Regions from separate parts of the Mus musculus genome. Here region 2 is linked to region 1. The links are chromatin loops, found by intact Hi-C in ENCODE. Cell type or tissue: gastrocnemius. All regions are shown on one strand.

Region 1 (2,500 bases):
GGCTGTGATTGGCATGTAAAGTGAGTAGATTAATTAGTGGTCAAGGAAGAACGCAGTTTACTGGCTTGCTTTCTGTTTCTGCTCACCTCATACAATCCAGGACCACCTGCCCAGAAGCGGTGCCTACAGTGGGCTAAGCTCTCTTCCTTCAGTTAGCAATCAAGAAAATGCTCTGCAGACACACCCCAGAGGTCAATTTGACGGAGGCGATTTCTCAATTGAGGTTCATTTTTTTCCAGGTGCGTCAATTTAACAACCAAGAATAGCCATAGCACCGGAAGTACCTTTAGTAGGACAGAGGCATAAATCCAACCTAAGGACAAATCTACGTGGGGCGGATTTCCTGGCCTTCCCCTTTTTCATTAACATAAATTGTAACTGCCATAGGTAAGGCCTAGACAGACTAAGAATTTCTCTATTCCCAGTCTTGGCTAAAACTGCAAATTAACTCACCCCATCTTTTTTACTTATTTTTTGTCTTAATAGGACCCGGAGCTTAGTCAGATTCGGCTAAATTTCAACTCCAGACCTCAATGAGTTATTTTCTTCTACCAAAAGTTTCCTCAACTTTCAGAAAGTAAAGAAATGTTGCGTTCTGTTGCAGTTATTTTCCCAAAACAGCAGTGGGTCTGATGGCGCAGTCAACATTGACCTCCCCTCCCCTGGCACTCCCCTCCTAGGGCCGCTGACCCTGAGCCAGGCCTCAGAAGGTCAAGACCACCAGAGACTACCGGGGACCCTCGGGCTGTCAGACAGCCTCCTGGGGTACCCACGCACCTGCTCGGAGATCCCGCCTGGCCCTTCCTGGTGTCGGATGGTCCCCTCCTCCGTGCTCCGCAGCCAGCGTTCCAGCCTTGGTGCTTCCGCTCCAGGCGCAGCCGGGTTAGGTGGGGCGCGGCGGGGCGGGACCGTGGCTGCGGCTCCTGAACACCGGACCTACGCCCCTTAGAGGGATGTCCTGCGACTGTCCAGCTGGGGAGAAGGCGTGGCCTCAGCTTTCCAGATCAGCCTAGCGTTCAGGACTTTCACTTTCTTTTTCAGAGTGTAAATTGCCAGTAGGAGTAAACCCAAAATTCGAATCTGGGAGACTTGATGGATGGGGACTTTTGACAGAGAAATGATTACGGATTGGGGTTAAATAGGGTGCTGGAATCCCAGGGCAGGTAAGAAACAAATTTCCCAAAGGGGCATCAGAGAGAATTTAGGACTGAAGAGCTAGGTCATTGGTAGAAAGCTTGGCTAACATTTGTGGGCCCCTGGGTTCGATTTTCAGCAGCAACAGTGGAAGAAAATGAGAACTTCTGAGTTTGAAGCGCACAATAGCATCCATCACTAATTGGAGACGCTCAAACGATGGGTCTAGGGCTAGACAGCTCAGCTGGTTATTTGCTTCACATGTGTGGGCCCTGGGCGCTAGAATCAGAAATGTACTGAGTAGGGACTGATTTAGAAATAATTCCATTAATAATTTCAGAATATGATGAATGAAACGAGACTATAAGGTCTAGACTAGAGAATTGAATGTAAAAGGTGAATTTTGGTGACATGATTTATTGGGTGCTGTCCTCAGGTGCCAAATGATCTGGAACTTATTATGTGTACTAGGCTAGGTAGCCAGTGAGCACTAAGGATCTACCAGTCTCTTCCTCCCAGCACTGGGGTTACAAGCACATACCATTATGTGTGGCTTTATATGTATATTATATGGCTTTATATATAGTATATATAATATACTATATTTGTTTGCATGCATACACATATGTGTGCTTATGATTTCTCTTCTTCTTTGACATGACTGGGTATAGGACTCATGTCATCAGGCTTGTAGGGCAAATACTTTACCCACTGAGCCACCTAGCCAGCTTCCAGCTTTTTCCTTTTTAAAATGGTGGGGGGGTGTGTTACACTCCGGTCTTTATGCTTACCAGGCAAGCACTCTAGGGACTGAGCCACCTCCCCCTCCCTAGAAACGTCTTTACTGGACTGAGGATATGCTTCAGCAGGTTAAAGTGCTGTGTGAAGCCCTGGGTTCAGTCCCTAATACTGTATTAAAAACAGGGTTGGTGGTATATGTGTGTAGTCCCTACAGACTGGAGGTACAGACAGGAGGATCAGAAGTCAAAGATCTTTAGTGAGTTCTTAAAAAGCAAAGCAGAAAAGGAGACATTTTTACTGTACTACTAGTTTCTTGTCTTATTGCTCTGATAGAAGCAGCTTTTGGAAGGAGAGGGTGTGCTGGCTTACAGTCCTAGGGTGTACAGTCTTTCATGGCAGGGAAGGTCTGACTGCAGGAGCAGGAGGTGTCTGATCGCATCTTGCCCACAGTCAGAGGGTAATAAGTGAAATGATGAGTATTGTCTGCTTTCCCTTTAATTCCATTCAGGTCCTTAGCCCATGGGATGATGCCACTCATGGTTTTGGCACAGCTTATCAATGGGGGTGGGGGTGGGGTCACACAGTCAACAGTTGAATAATGTGCTGTGTGCTACTTATTTTAATT
Region 2 (2,500 bases), 200 kb after region 1:
TAGAAAGAAAATAGGTTTGTCAGGTTTTTTTTTTCCAAGAAAAAACATCAAGTCAACCAATTAAATCAAAACTTAACCCAACCCAACCTAACCCTAACCAAAGCGCCTCCTGTGCCTCCTGTGTTGATTACCATTGTCCTTCCTTCTCTGAATGGCAGGGCAGAGCTCAGTGGCAGAGTTTGCTTAGCACACGTGAGACCCCATGCTTCAAACCCCAGCACCACCAAGAAAAAGCTCTAGAGTGAGGTGTGCTGGCATCACCTACCATGGCTACATTTATTATTCAAAGCCCAAGTCACACCCCTCACTCGTAGCCTGGCACTCTGCAGGAAATGCCATCTGCAGTAGGAAACTGGGCAGACAAGTTATGGGTCAGAACTGAAGAGGACAGTCATGATTAGAAAAGAGGAGGAGGAGGAGGAGGAGGAAGAGGAGGAGAACAACGACACCACTGGCAAACCTGACCTGGTTTGGCCAATACTCGTGCCCACATCTCCCACCCCTCCAAGGTCTTTGAAGCCAGGTCTGGTCTAGAGTATAGATTCACAAATGGATGAGTACAGAAGTTGTGTTGTTCTAGTGACAAACAAAGATTGTCAGTTGTGAGGGGAAACTCACCTGAAATTTGTTGGTAGAATTAAAAGGAATCTCAGCTACTTTGTGGTTTCTTTTCCTAATGTCCATCACATCACCCAAAATAACCTCTGAGAACTTTAGCAGAGCAGTTTCTGAGGCATCTCCAACCACAACTCTCTGGGAATCAAGAGATAAACATTAACAGCACATCAGCCCCCTAGTTCTTTTGTGACTGTTTTCAACAAACCAACTTGCCTTTAACACACCAACAACATTGACTAAGCTTATGGCCTAGCTGAAAAGACAAAGTCACCACCGAGTGGCTCTCGGCGATTGCAGGATTGCATGTAAGAACATGAAGCAATGGCGCCACCTACAGGCATGATAGAAGTTTGCACAAGCGGGAGCTCTATTGTGTAATGGGGCTTCCTGAGCTATGGTCTATATGACTAGGAGACAGATATTCAGGGGGGGTGGGGGGGAAAGTCTTCTAGAATGCACTGCCAGGGGTGTGTGGTAAGACAGTAAGCAGTCTGCCATCAAAACTCACGTAGCAGAAAACAGGGACTCACAGAAAAAAATTATGCAAACTTTGATGTAGGTAAAACTAATCAGTATTTAAAAAATTAGTGGCAGATGAAAAAGATGGAAAGGAAGGCTAAAAGCAGGGGAGGCCGGCGAGAGGTGGAGAGGTCGGCGGGAGGCTGTCTGGCAACTTAGATGCAAGAACTGATCATAATAGAAGTGTGAAATTGTGTATATTTCAAACCTACAATGGGAGGACTTGGTGGCTCACTAGGTAGAAGAAAATCAAAGATAATCTCCAAAGCCTTTGGCCCAAAGACAAGGAGAATGACTATGTCAGTGTGAACATTTTGGCATCCTGTAGACTGGAAGTCAGACTGGGCACAGAAATAACAGAGGGACAAATCAGCTTTGTGGGGGGCAGGGAGAGGGAAGGGAGGGGGAAAGAGAGGAGAGGAGAAGAGAGGGGAGGGAGGGAGAGAGGGAGAGAGGGAGAGAAGAAAGTAGGAGTGTGGTTCTTATTCAGTGTTCCAAGACCACGTGACATCCTGTATTCTAGTCAAGAGGAGGATGTGCTATGTAAGATCAGACCTCTTATTTCTATCCAACTGTATTTTGTGGTTCAGCAAATAACATTTGGGCATCAAGGAACTCTAATTATGTCCACCTAGCTTCCAGCAGTCAGGAAATCAAGTTCAAGACACATTCTGGGAATGAAAAGGAATTTGGATTTCTGACAAACATCCTTGTAACTTTTCAGTGATAGATGGAGCGAAGGAGACCTTCTGCTCATCTCCGGAGTCAGATTTGCTCTTGCCAGAGCAAACTTTGCCCAGTGGAAGAGACTAAATCAAGCAAGTAGAGCACAGAGTGACCTCGTACAGCCTGCGACATAAGACCTAGAGTGGCAGCAGCCTTACCTTCATGATGGGGACACTCTCCTGGCCTGGCCTGAACTCTGCTCGGTTACACAGTGTTATTATCTTGGACAAGGAAGCCCAGGTTCCAGAGCTTTGGTCAAAGGCTTGTTCTGGACACAGAGAAAGAACAGTGGTTAATGTGGGCGATGGGTCTGACAGGCCCTAGTCACACCCTTCAGGTAAGACCAGAGAGCCCGTTTGCTTGGGTCCTTGTCTTTGGGTTTGGATGCTCCACAAAACTCACTTGTCTGGTTTTCACTTGTATCAGCCACAAAGATCTGGTTGTCAAACCACAAGTGGGCCACAGTCATCCTGTTCTGGGTGAGGGTCCCTGTCTTATCTGAGCAGATGATGGAGGTGGAGCCAAGCGTCTCCACGGCCTCCAGGTTCTTTACCAAGCAGTTCTTCTTAGCCATCCGCTTTGCCGTCAGTGACAGGGTAACCTAGCAGGAGGGGAGAAGGATGCTTTGGGGACAATC

What was found. Hi-C counts contacts between places; a loop is a spot of excess contacts. Peaks named below come from ENCODE experiments on the same cell type or tissue, not always from the same donor. Only the 100,000 strongest peaks of a DNase experiment are listed, where the experiment ranks them.
Region 2: a loop joins it to region 1, with 2.7 times the contacts of the local background. A loop is called at or near these places in 3 of 42 quality-filtered maps.

Annotation. Positions count from the first base shown.
Region 1 is chr14:56,574,008-56,576,507 of GRCm38, reverse strand. Parp4 (poly (ADP-ribose) polymerase family, member 4) reads right to left here and starts at 889. Exons shown (of 35, transcript NM_001145978.2): 1 at 778-889. It also overlaps a transcript of Cenpj not described here. In gastrocnemius, a CTCF peak has its summit at 982; a DNase peak (open chromatin) is centred at 853; H3K4me3 peaks cover 1,702 bases; H3K27ac peaks cover 1,528 bases.
Region 2 is chr14:56,374,391-56,376,890 of GRCm38, reverse strand. Atp12a (ATPase, H+/K+ transporting, nongastric, alpha polypeptide) reads right to left here. Exons shown (of 23, transcript NM_138652.2): 9 at 2,266-2,464; 10 at 2,022-2,131; 11 at 619-753. Among named protein-coding and RNA genes, the nearest start is that of Atp12a, 11 kb to the right of the region's middle. In gastrocnemius, a CTCF peak has its summit at 948 (motif pointing left); a DNase peak (open chromatin) is centred at 944.